Regions from separate parts of the Mus musculus genome. Here region 1 is linked to region 2. A link is a loop called in an ENCODE intact Hi-C map of the cell type or tissue named here. Cell type or tissue: heart. All regions are shown on one strand. Links, peaks and the distances in the headings refer to the core of each region. The heading gives the core; the rest is flanking DNA.

Region 1 (15,877 bases), core at 3,595-11,594, 520 kb before region 2:
GAGCTGTGAAATTGGATGGAAACCTTTTTTTTAAAAAACATTTTTATTTACTTTACATCCTAATTGCTGCTCTTTCCTGGCTCCCCATCCCCAAAATCCATCTCTTCTCCCCTTCTCTTTTTCCTCTGAGAGGTTGGAGGTCCTCTCTGGGTATCCCCCACCATAGCACATCAAGTCTCTGCAGGATTAGGTGGATCCTCTCCCACTGAGGCCAGACAAGGGATCTTGCCAAATGAGTCATCTCCTCAAGCCTCTAGACTCCTGCGTGCCTTATAAATATACAGTGTGACATAACAAAACAAATGAACAAGGAAAGTTGGGGAACCTATTCCACAGTCAGGCTACAGCTTTGAGGATAGTCCCCACTACAGTTGTTCAGGACTCACATGAAGTCCAATCTGCACATCTGCTACATATGTGCAGGAGAGCTAGGTCTTTTGTTGGTGGCTCAATAACTAAGAGCCCCCAAAGGTCCAGGTTAGTTGACTCTCTTGGTCTTCCTGTGGAGTTCCGATCCCCTTCTGGGCCCAATGAAGAGTTTTCTAACCTCTAGTAAAAAGCTAGATTTTAATTAACCATGATAAAACAGAGCCATATTCGTCTACGTTTTTTTACAAACAAAACAAACAAACAAACAAACAAACAAAAAACCTTTCTCCTCATTTTAGTGTCAACTTTTCATTTTTCAAGAAAATGGTAAGCCATTGATGGTATCCTTTTATTTTTTGAGAATTTCACACGAGTATTATATTTATCTCATTTCCATCCCTTCATCTCCCACTCCAACTCCTCCAACTTTCCCCCCAATTCTTTTCTGATCCATGACCTCTTCTTCTAGAGATATAATTTACACACAAAATACTTATGTATATATAAATATAGCCTGTGGGATCAATTTGTTACTCTTCTTTTTTTTAGGTATTTTCTTCATTTACATTTCCAGTGCTATCCCAAAAGTCCCCCATACCCTCCCACCCACTCCCCTACCCACCCACTCCCACTTCTTGGCCCTGGCGTTCCCCTGTACTGAGGCATATAAAGTTTGCACGACCAAAGAGCCTCTCTTCCCAATGATGGCCGACTAGACCATCTTCTGATACATATGCAGCTAGAGACATAAGCTCTGGGAGTACTGGTTAGTTCATATTGTTGTTCCACCTATAGGGTTGCAGACCCCTTTAGCTCCTTGGGTACTTTCTCTAGCTCCTCCATTGGGGGCCCTGTGTTCCATCCAATAGCTGACTGTGAGCATCCACTTTTGTGTTTGCCAGGCACTGGCATCGCTTCACAAGAGACAGCTCTATCAGGGTCCTTGTTACTCTTATACATGTGTTTAATGCTGACAACTTGGGAATGGATAAGCTACAAGGGAATTTATCCCTGAGGAAGACTGATTGTAATTTCTTATAGAAATGACTTATCAGTCTGGGAGTGTGGGTCAGCTGTAGAGTGTATGTTTAGCATGAATACATGCATATGACCTTCAGCTCAATCTCCAGAACTTTTAAAAAAGGCAAAGCGAAAAAAAATATGTCCAAATGATGGATATTTTAAGAGGAGACAGATGAGGATAGAGCCAAAAGAGTTAGGAAAACAGGCAAGGTAAAGAAGAGTCAGGAAGCTAGTTTGTAGGTATTATGGTACTTTCCTGAATTTTATGATAACTATTTTATGATTAAAGCCATTTAATTTGTAACTCATTTGATTATGATTTTAAATATTTGTTTATCTGCCTTCTGTCCAAACTTTTGTTTGGTTTTTCTTTTGAAAAGCACTCGTCGGTTTCCACAGAATCTAGCTCTTGTCATCTGTGGCTGGAACCATTGTGCTAGTGTTACTCTGTGAATCATCAGAGGAAATGAACATGATTTGTAGATCATAATCAAGTATTCTCAGTTCATCCGGCATGAGCCATCTGAATGTATTCACTCCTTTATTCTTTCATGCATATTTCATTTCATCTGTTCAGCAAGGATATCTTGAGCACTCGGTAAATACTATGAACTGGTCTAGTATCGGAGAATATATTAATGACTGAGATAGATTCCCACTTTGTAGGTGTGTGTGCACACGTGAGCAGAGGCCAGAAGTTGACATTGATGGCTCTTTATCTTATATTTTGAAACAGGGTCTATCACTGAACTCAGAAGTTGACAATTGAGGTTCAGTGGCTAGCTAGCAAGCTCCTGATATCTTCTATCTCTGCTTCCTTTGTGCTGAGATAACAGGTATGTTCTGGAGGTGAAACTCAGCTCTTCAGGATAGTAAGTCAAACACTTTGCAGAAAAGTCATTTCTCCAAGCCTCTAGACTCCTGCATGTCTTATAAATATACAGCATGACATAACAAAACAAATGAATAAGGACTGTCTTGAGAAAATAATCATAGATTGTATGTACCCATGAGGACTGAAGACATATATCCATACTAAAACTGTAAATGATAAATTATGCCTGATCTATTCATCATCATCCCAAGTGGAAAACGGTCCTACTGATCATGAACTGGAGGACAGATAAACAAACCAGGACACACCAATGATGTGACTACTACACAGCAAAATAGGAGTGAGTTATATAAGCATAACATGCAATACGGTGTGTTAAAAGGAACCAGGTTGTATGTTACATATTCATGGGGCATCCTGGAAAAGATCAAGGTCTCCAGAAGCTGAGGTGGAGGGAGGGGTACACTAAAAAGGGACCAGAAAGAAATCGGATGAGTGATAGAAATGACATTTGGGCTGTGTTGGTGAAGGTGATGCAGTTCGGGGGTGGGGGTGTCAAAGTGTCCCCCTAAGCACATATGCAACTTACCTTCCAATGAACCTAAAGAAAGAACCTGGTTGATAGGATCTCCCATTTTCTCAGACTGAGTGGCCAAAGAAAGTCTCTTAGAGGAGGAGACCACTGTGCCAAAGAAACCTCTTGGATGTCCCTTTGTGCTTTTACTTGGAGGTAAAAAAGAGGAGAACTTTCGTTTTATGCTGAAAGCCTGAGTTTTAATTAAAGGAGACTTTATGCAACCACACACACCAGGAAGATTTATAAGTGCAAGAATGTAAATTTAGTCTATTTTTAAAGGATGTTATTGACAGGCACAGTTCAAAAGACCTCACCAGGGAGCCCTTCGTGAGACACTGCGTGTTTCATGATGAAGCTTGAGCTTTTTTTTTCCCATCATGCATATTAAGTTGCCAGAATGATCCTTAATTAATCACATGAAAGCCTGACACTTGAAAAACTAATGTGTGAGAGACATGGAAGTTCTTCATTACCCTCGTCTCCTCTGCCAAGGCATTCAGGTTGAGAGCAATCCTGGCTGGGAAAGCCCACTTCCACACACCTGGCCTCTGCTCATTCCCAGAAGCTGCTGGCAGCACTTCTGGGTCACTGTGGCTGTGGGCAGACACAAGGTGTATTTCCTTCCAGGGTGGCAGCATATGCCTCTGAAAAACCAAACTAGATAGAACCTGGGATCTGGCAGCCCAAACTCCTCTAATAGGGATTTTATAGGAGGATGCTCTATGGGGAACTAAATTGAGTCTTCTTTTGTGAGAAAGAGACCAATCTCATCAGAATCCAGAAAGCTAGGCATAGTAGCCTAAGAACCATTGAAGTGACCAGGGAAGGACCCCTTCCAAATCCATATGCCCTGGGTCACTCAGCCACCATCTTTTAAAACAGCCCGATTTTGAGTCTGGGGCTCCCTGTCATGAGAAGGGAAATGGAATCAGACTGTATTTTGAATGGGGCCATGTAATAACATGTATGAGGACAGCGGTGTGTGTATGAGGACAGAGAGTGCAAGTGGAAAGAGAAGACAGGAACTAAAATTGAAGGTACTTGAATGTGACCCTGAAATTGGTAAACTGGCGATCCCATGGTTCCAGTCAAAATCCTTGAAAGTGCCCTTTTGGGATGGTGAGAGTGGTATATATTTTTCTAGAAAAATGTTCTTTTCTTAGTGACACTCAACCTTACCTGTGGATACAGGGGGCTGCAGGAGAGTGACTGAGATAAACATTGGCTTTGCTAAAAACCTACGATGGTTGGGCATTCATGTTAACAGTTGTGAGCCCCACTCACATGTTGGAAACCTTGTTAAAGTAGTTTAGGGTGGAGCCTAGGCTTCTGTTTCTGTTCCCTTTTAGTTCTGATGGTCATCCACGCTGGGCAGTTTGGGTCACCCTTTTTTACCAAGTTACCAAGTATAGAGGCTCACATGAAAACTAGCAATATGTACTAAATATGTGAACTAATAACTTAAGCATTTCAGATTTGAACATACACCTAAAAGAAATAAAATTCTTATGTCAGCCAAAAGATACAAAGTTCCAGTCCTAACCAAGAAGCTCTCTGTCCTTGATAGCTACTGAGAGAGGGGAAATCAGTTTTCTTCAATGGAGTGACTCTCGGTATCAACCACTCCAGGGCAGGACTCCTGCTCAGAAACAGTTGTCCAATACAAAATGGACCCCATGTTAGCTTGTTTATTTTTGTCTGCTTTTGCTTTTTGTTTGTTCATTTTCTAAAGAGCGAAGAACGTAGTGGGTAAGGTTGAGATAGGATCAGAGAGGAGCTGGGGATGAGTAAAGAATATTGTCAAGATACATTGTAGGAATTTCTAAACAGCAAACAAACAGAAACAAAATCCAGAAAGAAATACATCAGTATTCATCAGGATAACTGGAAGTCTTTTCCTCCAATGGGACCCTGCACACAATCGAAAAACCACTCCTAAACGTGCTAACATGGATGAGAATCCCAGAAATACACCAAGCATGAGAAGACAAACTCAAAGTTCTATTCACTGTATGTTTGTATGTTCAAGAATTTCAATAGGTAATGTCAGGTAACAGTTGCCTTTCTTTAGGAATATTAAATGGAAATGGGCAAGGCATTGGGACTCCTTCATATCCTCAATATTATAATCACGTGGTTACATAGACATTATGTAAAAATGATGAGCTGTTAACTTACTCTTTTTACTATGTTCATAGATGACACATTGTTAAGTATAGAATCCACAGTTACATTGCCAAGCCCATAAAGCTGTTGTAAGAATCTTGTAGCTTTTCAACATAAGATAAATAGAAAAGTACAAGTTTTGTATTATCGAACTGGTCAGGCATCTATTCTCATTGAAGCTAGTGTGATGCACCTGTCATTCCAGTGATCCATCAGCCCTTGCCAGGCAAGGCCAATTACAAAAAGTTAGTGAGGACACACTGCAGCTGCAGTGGCATTCAACTCAGCTTTGCACAGAGCTGTTCCTGACTGCTGATGGCAAGCTCAGTCTGGTCTGAAACTCCAGGAAGAGGGTCCCTGCAGCTGCAGTTTTCCATTTCATGCCCTCCCTTTCCATGCTGTTCGCCTCCCCGAGGAGACAGTAAACACCATCTGGACCACTGCATTCACCAGCCCGGAAACCCAAATCTCTTCTTCCTATCAAGAAAATTATGCTCAGCCTGACGTGCCCTCCACCAGTGGGAACCAACCTTAGAGCTTTTGCCAGCCCTGAAGTTTGCTGGCCCTGAGTGAACACAGAAAGTGTCTGTGGTCATTAGTACCTTAAAGGTAAATAGGCAGGGTGCAAGCAAGATGAGGGTGTGTGGAGAAACCCTGTCTGGTCCACACGATAACCTCATTTCTGGACCATTACTTTTCAGGCTCTGAGAATATCATCAGTGCTGAGCAGTGTACTTTAAATAGCTTAAGTTAAACACATGGCCACAAATACTGATAACACTGGCTTTATTTGTCCATTACTTGTGAAGGCCAGCTCACCTGAGGACGCTTTGTTCTTTTATAGCAGGAGACTCAAGCACCACAAGTAGTAAAGGAGAGGCCCTCTACTTCAGATTCTAAACTTTACAGAATTGCAGCTATACTTTTTCCAGTATACACTCTGGTCCTATGTATTTTTAACATACACCATATAGTTGACTTAAAGATAACAATGTATAACCTCTGGTCCAATAAACCTGGGTTTTTTTTTCTTAATTTAGAAATTTAGCTAGATACTAGATACAACATATTGTATCTAGTAGTCTAATCATTTCTGTGTTCATTCTTCAGAACATAAGATACAATCAACAACATGTGTGAATATCCTTCACATATATCTTTACTTGCCTGTTCAAGCATGAGTTTTCTTTTTCTTTTTAACATGGTAGATATAGATATTTGACAAATACAGGTTTGAAATATATATATATGTGTGTGTGTATAATCACATGTGTGTTTTCCAGATGTGCATTTTTCAGAATAACAGAAGACACTCAGCCTCACCAAGATACAAAGATATTGTACATAGAAGGACAGTCAACCTTGAACTCGCTTAGCTGGGCAAAAGGGAGCAAACATATTTAAAGTCATTGAAGGGAGACTTGGAAAAATTCACACACAACTGTTCTGTTCAGTCATACCTAAAAATGAACTGTAAGAAAAGTTAAGACTGTCCAAGGAAGACAAAATTCAGAGAAATGGAGCCTTTGTTGTTGTTGTTGTTCTTTCTCAAAGGAGATTTTACAGAGGGTCAGTGGGAACTTCTCTATTTTCTGAAGGATTCTGAATTGCTTCTAAAAAACACTAGCCTGAGGTTGAAACTGTAGGGTAGGATTGTCCTTCTCACTGTTCAATTAATTTTTCAGAGAAGGAGAAGACAGGGAAAGGCAATGATTTTTCTTCAGAAAAAAAATGCCCCTCAGTCTCAGGCTTAGAGATTTAATTCTCATTTGTCTCCTCGGGTCTCCACCATTCTCTCATTTTTCTTTTCTTAAACTAATATGCCAAACTCCAGAAGTAATTTTCAGAACAAAACCATGCCTGGAAGGGATTGTGAGTTTGAGTAAAAGTTCCCTTTAGGGTAGACAGCTCTCTCATGTGATTCACTGAGTGGTCCGCCACCCCAAGAGAGGATATAACTTCCAATGAGTACTTACCTGTCAGCTGACAGTGCCGTAAGTGTGAAGACAGACACCCCCACTGAAGTAAGTTGTATAAAGGGGATCAGTTTGCAGCCAATTCTGCCAAATAGCCACCTGTCAGCCAGGTACTTGCTGGCATCCACAGGGGCGCATGTCACCAGCAGCAGCAGGTCTCCCAAAGCCAGGCTAGAGATGAACAGGTTTGGCACGTTTCGCATGGACTTGACCGTGCAGAAGATCTTGATGAGCGTGATGTTGCCAATAAGACCTATCACGATGATAAGCCCATAAACTGCAGGGATGACATAGATGAAGCCCGGGTGAAACCAGTTGTCCATCTTGGGGGGACTCAGACTTTGATTGAAGGTGTCGTTGCAGGACAGGAAAGGGTCCACGTCCAAGTTCAGGTGGGAACAATTATTTGGAGCCATCTCAAAGCTTCTCTCTTCAAATGCGCCTTCAAGATGCTGCTTTGTAACTTCTGGGTTTTTCAGTTAGGCGCTGAAGGTTTGTCAGTTAGGCTCGCTGATCTGTGTGAGCCTCTTGATCTCTCTTTAAAACACTCTGAATTCACACACACACACACACACACACACACACACACACACACACACTGGTATTCCAAACTCTAGCTCAGTTTGTTGATGTTGGTTCTGTCCCAGCCTTCACACCACCAGCAAGCAATACATCTGTACATTCACTAAGTTAACAAGCAACAGAAACTCAGCCTGAAGAAAAGCTTAGAATTAAGCCCACTTTGTCTCAGCTCTTCCTACCTCCATCCTAGACTGAGTCTCTCTGGCTGCAGTTTACTAAGAACTTTTGGATTGCTATTTTCACACAGCATTTCCCGTCTTCCCTGATTTGTAGAACCTGAAGGTTTAAAGTGGGTAGAAAAAAACTGCACCAAGAAAGCCTCCAATCCTATAGGCAGGATGCTTTGGACGTCACTGGCTTCCCTAGCAAACGGCAGCTCTCCTGAGCTGCCGCTCTGAAGTGGAGCCAGGACCATGTATAGACAGCGAATGCCAGCCCCCTGCTGGACGCTTCAATCACTGCCCAGCTGCCTGCTTTCTTCAAATGAGAATCAGGCAGCAGATCACAACTCCTAAGTGGCTTAATAGATAGATACCTTTGCCTTTTCATTTAAGCTGGGAGCACCTAATAGCAGGCATTTAATAAATGCTGTTCGCTGCAAAGTCTGGGAATATCTCTGATACTATCTCCATGAGTTCAGATGTGACTCAGGACCCTCCTGTTTCTAATCTTTACTAATGTATTAAAATGGGACATCTAGGTCTGTGTGTGAGCTGTCCCAGTTAGTTCCCTCGGAATAGGGACTGCTACGGAGAACTGCATGCACGGACTCACACCTTAAACCTACAGCAACAGACTTCAGGAAAACCAGAAGTACGGTGCACATGTGCTCTTTCTTGAAAACTTCCCAAGCCTCTGACTATGGAGCCAGCTGCAGGCTCAGCACACATAGATCAATGGATGATCTTTTTCAAACCAAATTTAAAGCGCATTATTTTCTTTTGATCTAAAAATCATATGAGCTGGCTTTTTGGTGTAGCTTTTTGCATTTTTGGCAAGCTGTCAATTTCCTCCGAAGTATACAACGGTTGTAGATTCTCTCAAGAAACAGGAAACAAGAGACAGAGGGGGTGGGGAGCTAGTGAAAGAAATGAGTTATGGTCAAAGGAGTGCTGAGAAATACTCTATTAAAATGCTATCAGAATGAGACTTGACCTTTTGCTAGCACTAACAAGTACATCATAAGGCTATACCTTTATGGTATCTATTGAGCCGGTCCTTTTTGATATGTGTCAGAAAGCTAGTTAATAACAGACAGTGCTAGGGAAAGGCTCATATTTCAGGACCCATAATAAATAAAGAAAACTGCTTGATACCATGTCAGGGCCCACCCAGAAAGCTTCCAAAGGCATTGCCATGTACCTTTGCAGCATTTGATGGCCAGGTGACTGTGGTGCCCTTTTGGTAACATGAAAGAGTCCTTGTAGGCAGCAGTCAGAAGATTGATGATGCTACATGCTTGCAGGTAGAAGGGTTTCTTAGTGGAGTCCAGCACTGCCAGGATTGAGCCAATAAACATGAGTCTAGTGGTGTCAATCAGTTGCTAGAAGTACAACTTATTGATACAGGACATGAGCTTCAGTCCTGACAGACCCACCCATTTATTACCTTGGCACATTGCTTGGGCACACATCTTCAGGTTCAAGTTCTTTATTTGTAGAGCAGGGATAATTTATGAAATTCAATAAAAAACCATCCCTGGTAAGACTGTATAGTATTTATTCCATTTGATTAATTTTAGCTACTTACCACTATTACCATGATCACCATTTGGGGATTGAAGGGAAAAGATTTGCTTGGGAACAGCTCAGAAGACTGATTGATCTCAAATCAATAGACAGGAGTTCCACACACACCAGTGAATCATCAATTCCTCTGTTTACTTAAGAGGAATGTATAGCTGCCATGTACTACATATGTAAGAAGCTAGAGAGCGGCACTGATTGAGGTGATCACACGTTAGATCCATTCCCTTTCTAGAATGAAGTTTACTGCCTCCACCCCCGCCCCCCCAAAGAAAATGTAACACCTGACATTGAAGATTTCCTAGGTGCGGGCTAGGGCTTTTGAACAGAGAAAACGCAGCACATGCTTCGTGGCACAAAGGAAGCAGGGTAGCATTGAGCAAGAGAAACACTATAAGCCCCTTTATAAAGGTCACCCAAATTAGCAGAAACAGGGTGCAGAGAGTACAACATGAAACACAGCTGGAGGCAAATTGGATGAGACAGTGCTGAATCCCTTGTTGTTGCTATGAAGTTCTGCCTCTAGAGTCTGGGTACACAAAGAGGACCTGTGGGCATTATATCTCCCCATCTGTTCATCCGTGTGCTGAGTCAGTCTTGCTTCTTAAGTCCAATTAGGCTACTAGTGTTTCTTCCCATGTATGTTAAGCAGATGTGGACAGGTGTTGATTTATCAAAGCTGCCATTAGCATTGTGCCTTCTACAGCCATATAGAAATGTTCTAATGGTAGTTTAAAAGTGAATGTATATTGAGGCTTGACATCTACTATTAGCTATATTAATATATATATATACATATATATATATATATCACTAAGATAAATTAGTTACAGTGACTGTGTCCAGAACAAAGAGAGATAGAGCGAGGGTAAGGGAGGAGTAGAGAAGGAAAGGAGGGAGAGAGAGGAGGGAGAGAGAGAAACAGAGACAGAGAGAGACCAAAATAAAATTAAGGACATTGGATCCATTGGGGAAGATTTTTATTTAAGATTTCAGGCTGGCATTAGCCTATAAGACACAAATCTTAAAAAAAAAAAAAAGAGCTATGCTGGGGCCTAGCAAACACAGAAGTGGATGCTCACAGTCAACTATTGGATGGATCACAGGGCCCCCAATGGAGGAGCTAGAGAAAGTACCCAAGGAGCTAAAGGGGTCTGCAACCCTATAGGTGGAACAACAAATATGAACTAACCAGTACCCCCCGGAGCTCGTGTCTCTAGCTGCATATGTATCAGAAGTTGGCCTAGTCAGCCATCATTGGAAAGAGAGGCCCATCGGTCTTGCAAACTTTATATGCCTCAGTACAGGGGAACGCCAGGGCCAAGAAGTGGGAGTGGGTGGGTAGGGGAGTGGGTGGGAGGGTATGGGGGACTTTTGGGATAGCATTGGAAATGTAAATGAAGAAAATACCTAATAAAAAAAAAGAAAAAAAGAAAAGAAAAGGTGGTCCTAGAAAGATGGTTCAGAGGTTAAGAGTGTATACTACTCTTCAAAAGGACCTGGTTTCAGTTCCCAGCAGCCACATCCCACAAACTCCAGCTCTAAGGGCAATCCAATGTCTCTGGCCTCTCCAAGTATCTGCACTGACAAACATGTACCCACACAGAGATATACACATATACATAATTGACAAAAATATGCTCTTAAATTAGCAAGATTGTCAGGGGTGCTTCATAAAAATACAACTTCTGAGGTCCTACCCTATATTACTAACTTTAAATCTTCAATGACAGGACCCAGAACCCAATTATGATTCTTTCTCATTAGGTCTCTAGGGGATACACTGGGGGCTAACGAGGCAAACAGCATAGGCTATAGGGATCATGTCAGCATGACAGTCCATGTTCTGCCCCTTCTGATGAGGGAGGAAGGAAAGGAACATGTATAAGAATTTAGATTACTGCTATGGGTTCATGTTACCCAAGAGTAAATCCTTAAGCAAGCAGCATGGCCTCAGGATTTACTAGAAATATAGAATCATGGGCAAGTGGTGTTGCTCAACCTGTAGAGGCATTTGCTTAGGCCTAGCAACCGGACTTCAAACCGTGAACCCCACAAGGTGGCAGGAGAGAACTGACTCCAGAGAGTTGTCCTCTGACCTCCATGCTGTGTGGCATGTAATGCCTGTTCATGCTCACACACATACAAAATTAAGTAAATAAAAACAACGTTAGAAAGGCAGAATCCTAGGCACTACTCTAGTCCTAATAAGTTGCATTTAGAAGAACTAATCTTCGCTGTAACAAGATGTCCAGGAAAGTCATATGCAAGTTAAAAGTGTACGATACAGGAACATTGTAGGCATCAAGAATGTCTGGGAACAATGGTTAAAAAGGCAGAATAGGAATAGGAAACTAGGTATATGGGGATAGGAGAGACTAGAAGCTCATGCTCAGTCTGAAACCAGCAACTGGACCACCTCAAATTTAACTAAGAACCACTGCAGCCTTGCAGCTCAGTGTGGTAATGTGAGTCTGTAGTCCTAATACATAGGAGTCTTAGGCAGGAGGATCAAGAGTTCCAGACTACACAACAAATAGACAAGAAAGTAAACTACTGCACCGGGGCTTCTTCATATCCCTGATAATGGTTGAGAGTTGTTCCAGTGTCTTATGCTACGTCAGTATACCCAGGGGCAGGACTCTAATCTCAAAGATCCACCTGCCTCTACCTTCTGAGTTCTGATAATCACAGTCTGTGCCAGTTCACCCATAAGGATGGTGATTTCTTTTCCTTTCTTTTAGGGATATCACTCTGAGAATAAAAAATCAAGGACATGATGGAAGTTACTCCAGAGGGAAATTCTGAGCCTACTCTTGTGTGCAAACTGAATTCACTATAGGAACAAAGGAGTCACTGGAAATGAGAGATGAAGACAGAGAGGTAAGTAATGAAGAGAACTGAGAGCCAGAATGCCGAATGCCAAATAGTCCAAAGATAGGATGAAAGAGTCAGGAGTAGAGTGACATTCAGCTTTGATGCCAAGGTGATGTGCTGAGGGTTGGTGGGCACTGGACATGGTTTCCATGTGAGACCTGTGACAACAGAAGGGAGGAGCTGTGTAGAGGACTGCAGTAACTCTTGCTTGAAAAGAATCAGAGATGTCAAATTTTAGTGCTGCAGCAGGAACAGACAAGGCAGATGAGTCTATCCAGATCCTGCAATGCTGGGATTGTTTCAAGTTCCCTTTTCTGTTCTCAATACTCTTGACTTTTCATGGGCCGAGAAACTTCCGTGGAAGATGAGGGGTGTGTTCTCAAAGAGTCAAGTGTCAGTTTGAGCCCTACAAAGATGCAGAAACAGATGCCGATGGTCAGAGAAAGCCTGAAGAGGAAAACCACATTCTTAACCCACCTCAAAGTTAAAGGAATGTCCAATGTTGTGGCTTTTAAGTCTACCTGTTCTTGTTACGTGTGATGGATGACCTTGATTGTTGACTTGATGGGCTCAGTATCACCTTGGATTTTTGTGATTGGGTTCATTGATATGGGAAGGCCCACCCTAAGTGTGGGCAGTCGTAGTCTATGGGAAGGGTCCTGAAATGAATATAAAGAAGGCGAGGTAATCACAAGAATTCATGGCTCTCATTTCCTGACTGTTGATGCTGTGTGCCCAGCTGCCTCAAGCTACTCAAACTGTAACTTCTCCATCATGCTGGACTGTTCCTGGGAACCATGAGTCAAAATGAATGCTTCCTTTCCTAAGCTAGTTTTGTCAGGGATTTAGTCATAGCAATAAGACAAGCAACATGGAATGTGTCTACTTAGGAAAACAGGATTAATTTTCTTTCTGTGGGATATAAGCTGTACACAGTTTCTTGATTCTAACAAGTGAAATGATGAAGCAGGCAACTTCATCACAACTCCCAACACTAGAGGGTAAATAAACCATCACAGCATCTTGTTTGGGGATCATTTGCTCTGGAGGAAAGCAGCCGCCATGTCATGAGGACACTTGCTATGGCTTGAATGTGAACTGTCCTCCCACAGTTCCATACATTTGAACACTTGGTCAGAGATGGTGATGCTTTGGGGCGGCAGTCATGGATCCTTTGGAACATGGGGCCTTGCTGGATGATGTAGTCTGACAATGGAGGGCCTTGAAGGACATTCTGCCTTTAATTATTATCTACCAAGATGCAACAAGCTGATACAAGGTCCCATAGCCTCAGACTAAGCTGCCATGCATCCCCCAGTCATGATGGAAGGTACCCTCTAAACCGTAAGCCCAAATAAGCCTCTCTCCCACGCAGACATTTTGTCACAAGTGCTAACAAAGTAACTAATACAACATTCAAATAGCCTTATTGATAGGCCTACTTGATGAAGAACTGATATAGCTCTGTGTCATTTTAGGTGTGGGACCCTCTAGAGCAGTGCTTTTCAATGCTGCAAATGCCATGACAACTCTTTAATGCCATTACTCATTTTGTGGTGATCCATAACTAAAAAGTTATTTTCATTGCTATTTCATAATTGCAATTTTACTACTGATATGAGTCATAATGTAAATATCTGGTAGGCAGATGGTCTTAGGTAACCTTTGTAAAAAGTCCTTTAACCCCCAAAGGGGTCATAACTCATAGGTTGAGAAACACTGATCTAGAGCCAAAGATTTGGCTGATATGTGACTGCAGCTTCATGACAGTCCCTGATTCAGGACCTCACAACCCAGGCCACTTCCAAATTCCTGACCACCAGAGACTGAGTTAATAAATGTTTGTTACTGTTAAACCACTGGTTGATGGTAATTTATTACATAACAATGGAAAACACTTAGCCAGTACAATGGATGGACTAGAGGAAGAAAGATAAACCATTAAAAGAAGAAGAAAAAAAAAAAAGAAACAAAGGACCACAAGAGGCAAGTGCTGTAAACCCAAGTTGAATCTTGAGTATTTAGACAGGGTGTTCATTGACGTAAAAATCTGGTCAAGTCTGAAGAACTTTTGCAAGCTATTATCCATTTGTTTTCCAAGAACAGCAAAGTTTCTTATCTGGGTAAGATATATGTATTTTGAAGATAGTTAAAATGAGCTGAACTTAGCTACTCAGCCACCATATATCTGGAAATTAGACAATTTATATGCCATCTCTATATCTGCTCAGTGAGCTTGCGCAAGTCAAATCAATTCAATGAACATTATTTGTTACTGAAGTGTTCTGTGCTGTGGCTTTCCATCTGTGAAATACAGGGACATTTTCTCCTTGCCTTTGCCCCAGGACAACATGAGGCATCAGTCCCAACCAGTAACAGTATGCATGCAAGAGAAGTACCATTCTAAGATCAACCATTTCTTCCCAGTCTTTTTCGCCTCCCCCATGAAGAATGCTAAATGCCCTGAAAGGCATCATTGAGTTATTTCTGCCTATCCATAATAGATGTCTGGACTAACTTTAGATTTACAGAAAAGTTGCAAAGGCAGGGCAAAGATTGAAAATGTATCTATCACCCAACTCCTCATAGTGTTAACATCTTACAAAACTAAGAGATTCGTATTGGTACAATACTATTGCACAAACTATACACTTTAATCAGACTTCTGGTCCTTCTACTGTCATCTTCAATTTCAGGGTCCAATCCAAGATGCTCTGTGGTAGTTAATCATTATGATCCTTTAGGCCAGTGGTATATCTGTGACAGTTTCTCAGACTTTCCTTGTCCCCCACCCCCACCCCATGTGTGCTCATAATTAATGATTGAACCCAGTTTTTCCTTTAAATTATTTTTCAACAGATTGACCTTGAATTCACTCTCTAGCTCATATAGACCTCAAATGTGTGATCCTCCTGCCTCATCCTCCTGAGTATCTGGCATTTCAGATCTGTACTAGCAGACCTAGTTTGATCTTAACACCCTTTTAAGGAGTATGGTTCAAGTATTTTGTAGACTATCCTTCAATTTTGGTTTTCCTAACACTTCATTATTATTAGACTTGGGAGATGAATTCTGGAGGGAAAAAAGCCATCAAAATCTTTGCTTCTATAACCAAGGAGCATCATTGATGGCACAGAAGAGGAGGAGAAGGAGGAGGAGGAGGAGGAAGAGTAGGAAGAAGAAGAAGAGGAGGAGGAGGAGGAGGAGTTTGTTTTCTGTGTCCCAAAATTATGAAAGGAACCTTTAAGACTAAATTCAACGTGTTGTTTAGGCAGGTTCCTTCTGAAGGCTCTTGGGAGAACTGAAGCCAGTATTTCCTTGGCTTATGGCCATACTTCTTCATTCTCTGTTTCCATCATCACATTGCCTTTTCTTCTTTATAAGCAAGTCTTCCTCTCTGCCTCCAACTGATAAGGACCCTTGTGGGACATTGGCCCCATCGAGATAATCCAGTATAATCTCTACATCTTAAAATTCTTAATTAATTCTTAATGAAAATTCTTTGTCTACAAAGTTTGCTTGTCATGTAAAGGGATATATTCATACTGGATGTAGGACCAGATTTTGGATACTGTTGGGAGCCATTATTAAGTCCACAACAGGGTATTTGAGACTCATGTCATTCCTCAATGGCAATGTTAAACTTGAGCACTTGGTTAAAGTGGTGCCTGCTAGGATTCTCCATTGTGAAGTGATATTTAGGGTAATCAGTTCCTCTTAATTACTA
Region 2 (15,877 bases), core at 5,169-13,168:
GGAGGGCCTCCTGTGGGCCGTGCCACCCCTGGGCAGTCACTCGTGAGTTGTAGAAGAAAACAGATTGGGTGAGGCAGGAAGCATAATCCTCGCTTGAGCTTCTGCCCTGGCTTCCCTTCATGATGGACAATAATCTGTAAGATTTGACAAACTCTCCTCCCCAAGTTATGGTTTTTTTTTTTTTTTTTTTGGTGGTGGGTGTTTTGTCATTGTTTTATCATGGCAATAGAAACCAAGGTAGGACAGATAGAGCTTATGTGATTTTATTGTTGTTGTTGCTGTCTGTTTTGCTTGTGTCTTAATCACTGTTCTATTGCTGTGAAGAGACACCATGACCACAGCAACTCTTATAAAGAATAGCGTTTAAGTGGGGTTTGATTAGTTTTAAAGAATTAGTCCACTGTTGTCATGGTAGCATGCAGGCAGACATGGTGCTGGAGAAGTAGCTGAGTTTTATATCCAGATCAGCAGGAAGAAAGAGACTGAAACCCCCATTTCTTCAACAAGGCCACACCTCCTAAACCTTTCAAATAGTGGCACTCCCTGGTGATCATGTATTCAAAGTTATGAGATTATGGGGAGCATTCTCAATCACATCAATTTGTACTCGTTTCTTGAGATAGTCTAAGTATATAGCCCTGGCTAACATGGACTTCACTATGTAGAACAGGCTGCTCTTGAACTCACAAAGTTGTCTGCTTCTGCCTCCCTAGGGTTGGCATTAAAGTCCTGGGCCACCAAGTCAGGCAACATGATTTTGAAAACAAAATTCTGTATCAAGTCATCAATGATAACAACTAGAACTTGGTTTTTGTTTGTTTGTTTGTTTGTTTTTCAAACAAAATTTTAGGTTTCATGATCTGTGGATTGGGGGTTGGATACAGATACACACATGCCACTCTGCCCCTTCACTTAGGTTCCCTAAAGCTAGCTACAATACAGCCATTCAAATGAAGGCATTAACTTGGATGAAAACAACTAAGTAAATTCCAGACTGGACCCGGATTTCCCTAGCTTTGCCCCACCCTGTGACATTATCTCAGCCTTTCCATTATGTCGGCGATCATGCTGCTTTGAAAGGCTGGCTATGAATTCTTTTAAATGTAATTTTATTGTTTTGATTGTGTGTGCCTATGTGTGTGCACACGTGAGGTGAGTGCAGGTACCCATAGAAGAGCGGTATCAGATTCTCCAGGGGCTGGAGTTACTGGTGGTTATGAACCATCTGATATAGGTAGGGGGAGCTGGAGTCAGGTCGTCTGCAAAAAAGCAGTGTGTGCTCTTAACTGTGGAGCCATCTCCAGCCCCTAGCGAAAGGCTCTTACTGATAATGTCCAATGTTTTCTCATCATTTAGCGATAGCACAAGGAATTATGGAGACTGCAACAGGATACACAATGAGCCCTTCTCAGCACATGGTGTATCCATAAGAATGCAACTATGAAGTCAAGAAACAGTTTATTCCCAGGCAAATACAGGTTTCCATTCCCTAGTAAATGAACCCAAGTCACCCAGAACAGCATGTTTATTTTTGAATGCCATGATCTCTCACGGAGGAGGTTACAGGAGCAAAAGTACATGGGTTTATCAAGTATTCTTCAAATGAAAAAGAGAAATCAAAAAGGAAGGACAGGACCACTCCACTTCTAGGTATAGTGGAGAAAAAAATGTACTGTAGATAAAAGGGATAGCATAGCCAGAGGCAGAGACATGTGGGAGAGTCCAGGCTGAAGCTGACCCCTAAGCTGGACCATGTGAGAAGGGGAGGGGAGGGGGAAAGCCGGGAGAGTGAAGGACAAGCCACCTGAGAATTAGAAGGCTTTTGTCCTCTCTGTGTCTTGGGTCTTTCTCCACCATGGCACAATGCTGATTGGGGTGCCTAAGGTACTTTTGGCTTCTCTTGGATCCTTCTCTGAACATGGCTGCCATTATCATGGCAAGCCTCCTGTGTTTCGTCCCATCTGGATCTCTATTGTTAAAAGTCTCCTGAGCTATCTCTAATAGCTATGACCTATTCATTCCTTCCAACCCTTCTAATCTTTGTAACTTTCTGCCAATATCTGGGGCTGTCTGGGGCTGACTGGGCAAGGAAAGCAACATGAATAGCCGACTGTTTCCCTGGGGCATAAGGATCAATGGCTATGAACTTCCAGTAAGTTTCTCAGAGACACGCCAGGAACCCAGCAGGAGAGTGTCCATTTCTCAGAGATTAGTTGACTTTCAAGAAGCTCAACCCATTGCTGCTGATGGGGCCTAGCGATGAGTGTTGAATGCCTCCTTACCTTGGTCAGTGTTGGCATCCCAGTTTGGTAAGGTTGAGGACAATATTCACTTAGATCACCTTTCTGCATTGAACCCCGGGGGCCCTGGGCCCATTGCAGCTAGTTCCTGGCTTGCTATTATCTGGCCCCTTTCCTCAGTAGTGAAAAGGAGACCTAAAAGCTGCTTACAATCAGCTCAGGTGGGATGATAAGAAAACACTTTCTAATAGGCTGATGAGAGCCTGAGGTTTCTCAGAAAAGGGAAGCGTCTCTGGGTCTTCCAGTTATACAAACCACTGGTTGAAAAAAAGGTAAGGTCTGGGTAAGGTCTGTTCCCGGTTGCCTCCTTCCTCCAGAGGGGGTCGAGGGAGAACAGGGGGTTTCTGACTCAGTATTCAGAGGTAAAAGCCAGTCAGGCAGAAGTGAGGGCAAAACCAAATGAAAGCGAGAACAATTGAGATAAATTCTTGGGACCACAGTTGGAGTCCCCTTCAGACACAGTTGGGTCCTGGACTGGCTGAATGTGTGGACTGTAAGAGGCTATAATGGAGAGTGGTGGCTTTTTACTAAGGTTCGTATTCAGCTCTGGCTCACTGACTTTGAGACTAAAACAGAGGAGCTCCTTTAAGGGTACATTCCAGCCATGGAGGAGGGAGAACGGGGGGGGGGGGGGGCAATGTAAGGAAACTGATCAGGGTGGCCAAGATTCCCTGTACCCACCTGCCAGACTCCCTTGGCAGTCTGAGGGTTGAATGATCCTGCATCTGGCCACTCCACATCAAAAGTGGACCATTCTAGCAGAGCTTCTGTGGTGACAATTTAGCCCCATAGTCTGCCTCATGGGACTCCTGAAAGCATTACAGTATGCATCTCAGGGGCAGTCTGGAAAGAGTATCATGTGTCAACAGTCAGAGAAGACTAAACAAACGCAGACATGGCAGATTCCTTTACGCACACACCAGAACCAGCACAGAAGGGCATCTCTTCTGTCCCAGAGACTGGGCCTATAACTGCTTCAATCTCCCCCATGTCTCTCCAAATGTCTGCATTCCAAAACAGAACACAACAACTCACCAACTGGTCTGAGTTTCAGAGCATATTGGCCAGCAATTTATTTTCATTTTGTTTTCAATTTGTAAATTTGTGCTAGTCAAAGTCTGAGCTCCCCAGGCCTCTCAAATCTGCTGTAAGGGCCCAAAAACCGCTGAAGGAAGGCCTCCTTCCCCTACTCAGTATGTGAAAACAAAGAGCATTTATTCTGGAGAAACAACCAGCATGCAGGGGTCAACAGTTCTTTGAAATGGTTATGGTGACCCCCGACAAAGGCACACAGTCCTTATAGGTAACCAGGGGAACTCTCTAGAAGGATTCAGTAATCTAAATTTCATTGGTGGGTGCTAGGGGTCACAGGTGGCCAGTGGTCTGCATTCCTATGTCATGAATGTTTAATCATATGAAATAGGGCTGTCCAGCACAGATGGCCCATTCTGAGATAAGATATTTCCCCATTTTTGTGGTTATCCCTAGGCTATTCTTTGAGAGAGAGTATTATGATCTTATTCTGGATTTTATGGATTCTTCCTAGAGCTGGTGTCTTATGACTTAGTTTCTGGGACTTACGGTCTGTTCCTGAAGCTGTACCTTATGGATTTTTAAAAAAATCAGTCCTGGTCCTTAAATGGAGACAATGGAGGTTTACCTTTCACTGCAAGAATGCTCATTCCTGTCCAGGGCTATATGCTCCCAGGCCTCTTATGAGGCCAATTCCCTACTAGCAACCTTAAATTTGTGGCAGCAGTGGTCTTGGGCTCTCTGGGCTTCCAATTCCACCTCAGGCTTGCTCTCACTTGGGAATCATCCCAATTCCTGTCCCTGAGTCTGGGTCCTCCAGGGATCTTGTTGGAGCATCCAAAAATGTTACAAAGTTTGATACACCAGGAAATAAACCACAGATTCAATTTAAATTGTAATTAGCTGAATTGATTAAAACCTGCTAGCAAGGTAACAAAAGCCAAATCAAAGGTGTGTTGTCCAGCAGGGGCTAAGGGAAGGGTTTTTAAAGGTGGAGACCACAATTCTCTTGCTTCTGTGGAATCAATCTGCAGCCGAGAATCGTCTTCAATCCCCTCAGCTATGTGAAGAGCTGCCTCGCTCCCCCTGTACATAGCACTAAGTGGGTTTAGAGAAGCTGAAGCTGCCTCGCTTCCCTGTACATAGCAATAAGTGGGTTTAGAGAAGCTGAAGCAAGCAGTTTATTATCTTACAACAGGTACACCATTCTGGGAAAGGTACAGGTTTCTAGGAACTCGACTTTCAGGAACTTAGGGCAGAGGCCAAGGCTATTCAGAGGGCACCTGATAGAGAATGGAATCTTCCTAGATATCACAATTTATAGGTGGTAATACCCTAAACCAAGTCTTTAAAAAAAAAGAGATTTATTTATTTATTCATTTTATGTATGTGAGTGCACTGTCTATCTTTAGACACACTAGCAGAGGACATCGGATCCCGGATCCCATTACAGATGGTTGTGAACCACATATGGTTGCTGGGAAATGAACTCTGAACCTCTCGATGAGCACCACAGAGCCATCTCTCCAGCCCCTAAACCAAGTCTTTAGGGTGGAGGCAGGATATACTGTATTCCAAGGATACCTGGCTACTCCCACAAGTCCACACATAAGCCAAATCTCTACCCCTAGCAAAACTTGCCAACATGTGGAACTAACAGCTTTCACCCGAGCACTCACTGATGTGTTTATAAAAAGAAAAATAGAGCGAGAGAGAATATGTTCTATGGTGGGGGGTGAGGGGTGGGGGGGAGGGGTGTCTTGGCGGGCCATGCCAAGGCATCCCTTCCCCCTGAGGGACCAGCCACAGGATGGTATAGCATAGAATAGTTTATTCAGGGCATGGGGAGGGGAATTAAGAGGGTAGTAGAGACAAGAAAGAGAGAGGGGGGAAGGAGAAGAGTAGAGAAATAGAGATGACCATGAGCATGGGGGGGGATAGGGAAGGGGTGAGGGGGAAAGGAGCAAGAAGGGGAGAACAAGAAGAGCAAGACAGAAGCAACAGAGGGAGGAGGCTGTAAGCAGCCCCTTTTCTAGTGGGCCGGGCCTACCTGGCTGTTGCTAGGTAACTGTAGGGTGGAGCATATCTGGCTGTTGCCAGGTAACTGTGGGGTGGAGTTTAAACAGAATGTTAACATTCACACTTGCTTCCAACCTCATGGTCGGTATATATGTATATGTATATGTGTATATATATATATATATATATATATATATATATATACACACATACATACACACACATATATACATACATATATATATACTCCAAATACATTTACAATATAATACACTCCAACATCTTAATCTGGAGAGAAAGGGGCTCCGTGATGCAAAAGCGAACACCAATTATTAACTGCCTTTTGTTACAGGAACTCCTTGAAGCTGTCTCCTCCCCACCCAAGTGGACATCTTCTCTATAGTGGACATCAAGAAGACAAGTAATATCTCTCTTCTTGACAACCACGCCAATCAACTGGCTCCACAGACCACCTTGTCATATCCAGATCAAGCCCTAACACCAAAAACACCATCTGTAAAAGTAACTTTGATTCAGTTACAGTAATTGGAGGCTTCCTGCCTGTCTGCTAACCTTAGGGCTAGTCCTGGAAGCTTTTAGCCTCGGTACAATCTAATCTAGGCCTAGAATGCTTTCAGTCTCTAAGACTTACTGCTGAATAAGCTTACCCTTTCTAGCTCTTTCTGAACTCCAGCTGGCTGGTCAACTCGCCTGTTCTGGCTCAAAACTCCTCTCCACAGCAACGGATTCAATCTGGCTTGTCTCTTTCAGCTTCTCCTGACTTGCTCTGCTTGGCCTCACTAACTCTCGGAATCTAATCTTCTACCTCGTGCTGATTCTCTGGCTCGTTCTGTCTTTACCCATATCTAGTTCTTTCTCTCTGAAACCTGTCGTGTACAACTGTCCCAGGAAAACTGCTGCCCTTCCTTCTGTCTCCACACCTCTTAAGTAGCCTCTCTTGTTTCTGATCCCCTCCCTTCCAGATACTCTGGATATCCCAGAGCACATCCCAATTTCTGCTGTTCCTGGAAGCACTCAAGGACGATCTTTTGCAGATCGCAGTCCATTCTAGACCGTTTCATCTCTTCTGGGGACCAGTGGTATCCTTTGGCTATAAGAAGTGCTCCAATCCTCCCACAAACAGATATCTTTCTTCCCTTCAATATCAAGTTGCCCTTTCAATTGCTTTTCCAGCTCAAGCCTGTAGCCTCCTTTAGTTTCTGAGCCCTGAGATGTTGTATTTGAGGCTACTGCCCTCACATACACACCATTTGATTCCAGACTATGAATTAGGACATCAATTCAATAGTGTTGAGATCTCTGGTACTGGGAAGATGGGTGTCACGGGATCTAAAACAAAAAAATTATTCAAATTGGTCTGCACTTGCTATGTCCAGTTTTTTTGGAAGCTGTGCCCTCCCACCCTCCCTTCACCGCAGAGAGCTAAGGGCTCCAGGTGCCACATAGGCCCTCCCTCCTCCACGTCCCATTCCCACCTCCAGCTTGTCCTTGTGTGGCCCAGGTGGTAGCGGCAGCACCACCAGCAGCTTTGAAGGCAAAAAATGATAGTGAACAACTAGCTTGCTCATTTTAAATCACCCACCTCACTGACAGGAGCACACTGGGCAAACAGATTGTGACTGGTTGCCATCTTGACTTTGGGATAAAGATGGCCGAATTGTGGCTTCACCATTATCTTTCTTAAGGGCAACAACATGAGCAGGGAAGCAGGTCTCCAAACGATACTTTAAAATTGAGGTAAGGTTTTTGGTTCTAGTTTTATAAAAGGTATTATAATTGAAAAATACAGGTAGATAGCCAGTAACCTTATAAATGATCATATCCTTTAATGTGTACAGAATTATATTTAAAGTCATGTTGAGAAGTGATGCAGTTAAGTTTTATTTCGCTTCCTGCTTTGTTGGCTAGATGTACAATTTGGAACAGATAACTAGAAACAGACATAGATTGTCTATCCCACAGGTGTTCTGGCCCAGCCTCACAGACTGCTTCAACTAGGCCTACACCCTCCTTCCCTAAAATGGTTCCACAACCTGGACAGCAGTGACACAACCAGCTCTTCCTGGATTGGCTGACATTCCACCTTTTTGCCCCCACCCTAAAATGCACCCTAATGTCAGCAAGAAGTAGTCGTGGACAATTACAACATCCCTTATTCATTTATGGCCAGCAAAAGGCTGGGATGTTTGGTTTCAGACCTTGGACAAGTCACTGAGGTGCATATTTAACAGACCAAAGCAGTCTTGGCTTCCAGGTTTTCCCCGCATCCCTCAGTCCCTACCTGGCATACCCTGCAACCAACCTTCAACTTTCCAGCCCAGCGGCTGGGCTGCCCTTTCCCCCAGAGGCTCCTCCCTATATAATCCATTTTGCGCTCTCTCATGCTCTCTCTCATATTCTCCCTCCCTCCTTCCTTCCTTCTCCTCAGCTCCCTCTGTGCCCACCTTTTCTTTCTCTTCTCCCTTCCTACCTCCCCATGGTGACTCCCCTGGCCTTGATCCTTGGGGTCAGTAAAGTCACCCAAGAGCAGCTTCCCAATAAACCTGCCTTTAATATCATCTAATCTGGCTTGAATTGGCTCATTTCACCAGAGGCAGAGAAATAAGCTATCACAGAGTTCCTGTGTATCAGATATTTACATTACAATTCATAACAGTAACAAAATTAAAGTTTTGAAGTAGCAACAAAATACTGTTCTGGCTGGGGATAAGCACAACGCGAGGAACTGTATGGAAGGCTCACAGCACTAGGACAGTTGAGAACCCTGCTCTAACGAGACAGCAGGGCCCTGCTATCAGACTCATCTTTCTTTTTTACCTCAGAGAATTTGAACCCTTTCGGGTAAGGAGTTCACAGGAAGCTGACATCCAAGACAAAACACAAAAGGCTTGCACTTCGACACCTAGGCATAAAGAATTTGGCAAGGAATATAATGAGGGATTTGGCAAGGGTATAATGGGGATTGTACCCTGGTGTGCCACACACACACACACACACACACACACACACACACACACACACACACAAAACAACCGAGGGCTGGAGAGATGGCTCAGTGGTTAAGAGCACTGACTGTTCTTCCAGAGGACCTGAGTTCAACTCCCAGCAACCACATGGTGGCTCACAACCATCTGTAATGGGATCCGATGCCCTCTTCTGGTGTGTCTTTAGACTGCAACAACACACTCACATGAAATAAAAAAATAAATCTTTTAAAAAAAGGACTTTTTTCTTTTTAAAACTGGAGGGAGTGATATCATCAGGACTCCATTTTCCTCAGCCCAGACTTTAAAAAACAACAACAACAACAACTTGTTTCCAGTAACAGAGAACAGAAGCAAGCTGGAGTTCTGCTCCCTCCCATCGAGTGGTGGACTAGATAACCCACCTTGGACCTAATTAGCCCATGTTCTAGCCTTTGTCTCCTGGCTGCCGGTAAATCTTAAGAAGGCCATAGGCAGAGCAGGACAGAAATTAAACAGGTAGGTAACAGAATAGACTACAAAGTATGCATTGATATGCAAAATAAACAAAGCCTGTAAGACTCGATTATCACCAGGGTTCACAGGCAAACTAATCCTTCACACTTGGGCTCTACCTTCTTTCTTTTCCTTATTAGTATGTTAATAGGACTTCAGGATGACCCTGGGGCTCCAAAACTGCAGTAGAGTCAGAATAAATCTTTCTAAGGAGAACAAAGGACTGTAAGCAGAAGTTTTCTACCTAGTACCCTAAAAAACCCAAGATCTGAGGGTCCCTGGGAAAATGGGGAGTGCTTCCCTATGAGGCCTGTGTTCTCTGAGCCTAGAGTTGGATAAAATTAGCAACCCCAAATTTCTGTCTTCGAGTTTATAAAGGCACTTAAAAGAAGCCAACAACTCAACATTTGTCCAAACTACAAAAAAAAAAAAAAAAAAAATCATCTCTCTATCAATTTCTGTTTGCTGGTTTCGTTTGAAATTCAGGTAAACTAAGATGAAGGGCTTATGGACCTAAGTGCCTGGGAAGGCTATTTCCACAAAAATAGGAATCTGTTTATTCTCATTCACCTTCACAGAAAAGACAGTTCCCCCCGATTGCTAAAAATAGAAATTCAAAACATATATTCATTTTTCTTTCCAGGTATGTGTGTACTGGGAGGTGGGGGTGGGGACAAGTGTCAAAGCAACAATGACAGGGAACTCTTAGAAAAGTCAAGGCCAGTGAGTCTGCCCTTGATGGTCATACTATCACAAGGTGCGGCAGTGCCATCTAGTGGTCAAGTGGCAGAGATGCTCTCAATACCCCTAAGCAGTGGTTCTCAACTTAGGAATGCTGCAATACAGGGGGAAATAATAAAAAGCTCATGACTTGTTCCTCATGCTGGGGTGAGCCCAAAGCACAGTTATTTTGTTGCTACTTTATAACTGTAATTTTGCTGATGTTATGAGTCATAATTTAAGTATTTGATATGCTACTCCTAGGAAAGGGTGACCTGCGAAGGGGTCATGACCCACAAGTTGAGAACCACTGCCCTAGAGTATATGTGTCTTCCCACAATTTTCCAGCCTAAAATTTTGAGTGCTACAGTTGAGAAATCCCATCCTATGAAAACTTAGGTCTTTTATTTTGGTTTATAAAGTTGTATTATACGATTATAGATGGGGACAAATGGCAAAGGCAGAGCTACTGACTAGCAGAAGCCTGTCACAGAAAATGGGGTCGCATTTTTGAGCTGTTGTTAGTCTAGGGGCAGCATGTTCATGGTGCAAAGGGGAAGTGACTTCACAGAAAAAGTACCAGGGAAAGCACTCCCAGGCTTTTAGCCAGTATCCAAAAAAAGAGAAAGAAAGGGAAACATACTTTTTGAGTTGGAACTTGGCAAAGTAGGCACAGGAATGCTTGATAAGCAGCTTCTGAAACCAGGATGCTTTTTATTACTCCCCTGTACAGCACACTTTTCTTCTTTCTTTGGAGATACCTGAAGCCCATGTTCTTTGGAAAGCTTTGTATTTCAGAAACCAACTAGGACACAAATGTTTAAATGGCACACTATTTTAATAGTATAATCTGATCAGAATGGAAGTGTTTCTGGAAATTCCTTAAATGGCTCTAATTCTTTGAGACAGGGTCTGTCTGTATCCCAGGCTGGCATCAAACTCTAAACACCTCACAGCCTCTTTAGTGCCACTAGAGCCAGCTGGTTTTGTTTTAAGGATATCTGTCAAAGAGGCCATACATCTTCCCCTCTGGCATATTAAGTGACTGCCACAGAAGTCATCTTTTTCAAAGCCAATGAATAAAGTCTTTGTTAAAACTGGGAAAGAAAGGGAATAGTCAAGAACTCCCTGTTTAAGCAATCCATAATGGCTTACCACTTGAAGAAATGGAAATTGAGCTGGGTAGTGGAACACTGGGAGGCAGAGGCAGATGGATCTCTGAGTTCAAGGCCAGCCTAGTATACAAAGCAAGTTCCAGGACAGTCAGGGCTACACAAAGAAACAGTCTTGAAAACAACGACGACACTGGAAGGAAGAAAAAAAGGAAAAGAGGGAGGGAGGGAGGAGGGAAGGGAGGAAAAAAGGGAAACTATCTATTTTCTCTCACACACACTCACCAGCTAGAGACCAGGGCCTACCCTTTCAACTGGCCTCTTCTGGCCATATGTTCCTATCATGTTTAGCCTTTGGCTTACAAATTCAGTTTCATCTGTATTTTCTTTCCCCATATTCACCTCCTCTTTGACTAACTAAGATACTGACTAGAAGACTTCCTCACCAACTTCTTGGTTGATCCAGAGTCAATCCCAAAGATGGGAAGACAAAGACCACAGATCCAAATCATCATGACCAAATCAACTAAAGCAAGACTTTTCATTCATCTACACAGGGCTGCTCCCCCTAAGGCAGGGTTCTGGAGGTCAGCATTGGATGTGAGGAACACAAGACTTATTTTATAGCTCAGGAATAGAAGATTTTCAAATGGTGGATTTGGCAGGCAAAATAGGCAGATTTACAGGAGCAGAACATAAGGATAACAAGTTAGCCCTTCCTGAAACAAAGACATGGCCTCAACGTGAGCAGAACAAGGTAGTTATAGGTGGTCATCTAACCCTTTGGAACAAAGGCAGGGCTGCAAGATGGTTACCAACAACTTTATGAAACAGAGGAGTGATCATCATTCCTGGAACAGGCAGGCAGAACCTTTTGTAGTCAAGGTTTCAGGTGGGGCACAGCCTAATCCTTGAGAAACAGAGGTTTAATCATGAACAGGAGTGAACCTAGTTTGTCTTCACTATAAGATGGCTTTTAAGCTTAAGGTGGAGGCAGCCTGGCTCTTCATTAGCTTTTTGCCATTGGCTTGTCTGTCTTTCTGTCTTCTCTCTCTCTCTCTTTCTTCCTAATTGTTTTAAGTGAGTACACAGTTGCTGTCTTCAGACACACCAGAAAAGGGTATCAGATCCCATTACAGATGGCTGTGAGCCATCATATGGATGCTGGGATTTGAACTCAGGATCTTTGGAAGAGCAGTCAGTACTCTTAACCACTAAGTCATCTCTCCAGCCCTGGCTTGTTTTTCTAAAAAGAAAAAAAACTTTCATCCCCTCCTTCCTTCTCTTCCTCTACTTAAATAAAAAGCAGTCTGAAATAATCTCCTGATATGTTCATTTTCCTTCAATGTAGGATATTGTCTAACCAAGGATTTTTCATATTGGTGGAAAAAGGAGAGCATTTTTATTAGTCATGGAGTGAGCAAAAAAACCCTGTCAGTAATACCTTTTCTCTAGTCTGAAAAGCAAACACACCCCAACCTGTAGATTGACTGAATGGCATGAGATGAAGAGCATCACTAGAGACATTTGATTGTCCTTTAGTTCCCATTACCACAATGATCACTACATTACTTCTTCCTCTCGTTGCCCAGGACAGCCAATCTAGCTCAGGCCTCTAGATCCCAGCCAGCCAATGAAACTTCCATTGTCACTCTTCTAAATCTGTGTCCTGACTCTCAGCAGATTCCTGAAATTACCCAGTTGGACTGTTGTACTAAAGTCCAACTTCTCTCACCCCCTTTCTCCCTTCCTTCTTAAGCTCTGCTTTCTTCCTGCTGTTTCCTTCGGTCAGTCCAAAGCACGGGGTGCTAGAACAGAACACACCCACCGGGCTATGAAGAAAACTTAGAAGTGATTCTTAAACTGACTACATATTAAAGAGGTCAACATCCTAACTATACAGGCTTACATTAAATACATTTCCAGGCATCATGGTGCATATCTTTAACCCAGCATTCAGAAGGCAGTGGCAAGAAAATCTGTATGAGTTCCAAGCTAGCTCAAGCTATACAGAAAGAACCTGGTTCAAAAAAAAAAAAAATCAAACAATGAAGTTACCAAAATGATTTTCCTTTCGCCTTTTCTAACCTATTAGAAAACTGAGAATGACCATTGTGGCTCACTCCCACCTGCCTGACAGCTCTCTAGCCTGTCTTTTTCATGAGGAAAAGCACAGCACCAAAGACCTTCTTAGTAGGCTTTGACCTTAAGCCAGGGTACAAACAATGGAGTACGCAGGCTCTCATTAAGGCTTTACCAACACTCGCAGAAGCACAAGTCTCCTTGCTGGACTGTCAGGGCTATGGGGAAAACTCTGCCGATGAACTGACTAATCAGTGGAATCACATGGCACTGCTGCCACAGGGAATAAAGCCTGCATTTCCTGTGCTAGCTCCAGGGCTTCCTGTTAGTCCCCAGGAGCCGCAGACGGCCTGAAAATAAAGAAATTCTTAATTCAGCCATTGCTTCTCAAGGTTATTGGAAGGTTTTTTTTTTTTTTTTAATTGCCAGATAATCTTTTAATGAGAATTATAAAAGATCAAAAACACTTTTTGCAAACTGCCTTTTTAAAAAAACAAATGATTTACTTTAATTACAAATACTGTGTATGACGCTGCACTCTTTTGCAAAAACAATAAATACAAGAGCCAATTCAAACATGTGATTTGCCCGGGATATTTGAAGAGAGGAAAAGCCTGACTTTTTAAAATTTATATAAATCAGAGTTTACTCCCTAACCTACCCTGCACTCGCTTCAGCCTTGACAGCTGCTCTGCTACCTTTCCTTTTTGCAATTCCTATTTTCACAAAAGGGCTAAATTAAAAATAGTTCTAGCCGGGCGTGGTGGCACACGCCTTTAATCCCAGCACTTGGGAGGCAGAGGCAGGCGGATTTCTGAGTTCGAGGCCAGCCTGGTCTACAAAGTGAGTTCCAGGACAGCCAGAGCTATACTGAGAAACCCTGTCTCGAAAAACCAAAAAAAAAAAAAAAAAATAGTTCTAGCCAGGCGTGGTGGCGCACGCCTTTAATCTCAGCACTCGGGAGTCAGAGACAGGCGGATTTCTGAGATCAAGGCCAGCCTGGTCTACAAAGTGAGTTCCAGGACAGCCAGGGATACACAGAGACAAAAAGAGTTCTAATAAATTGATTGAAGGAAAAGAAAGTATGTACTGAACACAAACTTTTGACATTAAGCAATTATGAATATCAAAAAGACACTAACTTAAAAGGTACAAAAGTGAGAAAAACCTGAATGACAGAAAAGTCAAATTTATTTAATGAAAAACTAGAATAAAAATTATCAAATACACACACATCAAAAACCAAAAGCAAACCAAACCAAAACCACAGCAGCACTATGTGTTGACTCACAAGGGGAAAACAGTGGGCTATGACACGTAGATGGCTTGTTAAAGGAAAACCAAGCACACACGTGCACGCATGTGTGCAGGCACACCCCCACCCCGAAAAATTGTCAACAATACAATCAATCTACAACAAATACAAAGTTCAGAAATATTTTACAACGTTTCCTTTCTTAATACAAAAGATGCCCATCTTGAGTATATATGGTTTTTCAGTGGTTTACTGTTGAATTATTTTTAAATCTATTAGTGTTACTACATGCAACTGTTTCCTGTATTAACAGCTTTTCTTTTTCTTTACCTTCATGTCTAGCTTCTACCTACCAGGAATGTTTTAGGTTGGCAGGCAGATGGGTGGCTTATTCTCTGTGAAGTCAAATGCAAATTTTAAACACTGGCCAGAAATATTTGATTGCCGTTTCAACACATGGAAATAGTTACATTGATGCCTAGATTACCATTTTCTGCAAAAAGCTGTGCAATGCTGGTGTCAAACACTAGGCAATCACTATTCATAATGGCTGTTGCAATCCCCTCATGAATAGATCGAGGAGTCGCTTCCCAAGTTAATCGGCGCCTATGACCATTTAGCTCAAGTCGATAGGCAAAATTTTCAGCTTGTTTGCGTGTTCCTATCAGTTGTACAATTGCAAAGAACTGCTGATGACCATCATATTTTTCCTGTTTCTCCAAGACTAACATGAAATGAAAGCCAAAACAAGACTGCATCATCACCCAGTCAACAGCACCAGGAAGGTTGATGTCTGTAGCAAGGAAAACTATGTCTTCTCCTTGCAGGGTGGTAATGGACTTGTGCTGATGCATCAGGTGGGGCATGACAGCATCCAAGGAGCCTTGCCATTTACAGGAAGCACCAGGGCAGGGGCAGGAGTAAGGCCTGAACTCACACAGCTCCTCGTGCTCTGCCTTTTTGGTGTGTGGCAGAGTTATTTCACATCCAGAAGCGGAATATTTACAGGGGAAGAGTACTGAGTTGGCCACTTTCTCCATAGCCAAGTTGCGAATGGATCCCAATGGGCCCCGGCAGGTGGGACAACATGTAAGTTTGGGGCGACAGTTGCTACAAACAAGATGGCCACTCTGACACTGAAGAATAGGTGGCAACACATAGTCAAAGCAGACAGGACACTCAAAAAGACTCGCCAAGTCATTGTTGGATGCAGTTGTGTCAGTCAAGGCAGGTACCCTCTGGGATGGTGGACACTTTGAGGTGCCAGTGGATAATGCTGTAGCAGCCTGACGGCTCATCTCTGTGGATGGAGAGCGTACCCTGACCAGGTTGCTAGCTGCTGCTGCTGCCGCTGCCGCCGCTGCCGCTGCTGCCGCTGCCACCGCCGCCACCGCTGCCCCTCCTAGTCGCACGGAGACCTATGGGACACCCTGGGCCGCCACCCTAGAGAACACCAGTTATTGGAAGGTTAATGAAAGAGCACTCCATCCTCCATCAGAATTCTTCCTAAAGACTTCATAAAACAAGCCTGTTATTACTACTGCTCTCCAAGTCTGATGGCCTTCCAAATTAATTGGAAAACTGGGAGAACTTAGTAATGCAGTCATAACACCAAATTTTCTTTGAAGATGGAAATGTATGATATAAATATAGCAAGGAGTAGGCACAGTTATAAATGTTTAATGAAATTAAAATTTACTTGTAAATAACAAGTGACTTGTGGCTACATTTCAGAGACTCACACTCTATCTGTTTGGTTTTGCTGGGGATACTGTTTCATAGCTATACAGCCCAGAATGTCTTGAAGTCCTGCCTTGACCTCCCTAGGGTCCCAGGTGTGAGCCCTGCTTCACTTCT

What was found. A loop is a pair of places that touch in the nucleus more often than their neighbours do. Peaks named below come from ENCODE experiments on the same cell type or tissue, not always from the same donor. Only the 100,000 strongest peaks of a DNase experiment are listed, where the experiment ranks them.
Region 1: it touches region 2 in a loop (3-fold over the local background); 2 of 42 quality-filtered maps call a loop at or near these places.

The regions. Positions count from the first base shown.
Region 1 is chrX:163,541,936-163,557,812 of GRCm38, forward strand. It overlaps Grpr (gastrin releasing peptide receptor), which reads right to left and starts at 7,801. Exons shown (of 3, transcript NM_008177.3): 1 at 6,947-7,801. The coding sequence starts at 7,362. In heart, for the core only: a CTCF peak has its summit at 7,979 (motif pointing left); no DNase peak of the experiment used is centred there; H3K27me3 peaks cover 404 bases.
Region 2 is chrX:164,056,765-164,072,641 of GRCm38, forward strand. Siah1b (siah E3 ubiquitin protein ligase 1B) reads right to left here. Exons shown (of 4, transcript NM_001308385.1): 4 at 13,939-15,463. The coding sequence starts at 15,318. The coding sequence ends at 14,470. Among named protein-coding and RNA genes, the nearest start is that of Siah1b, 12 kb to the right of the region's middle. In heart, for the core only: a CTCF peak has its summit at 9,632 (motif pointing left); no DNase peak of the experiment used is centred there.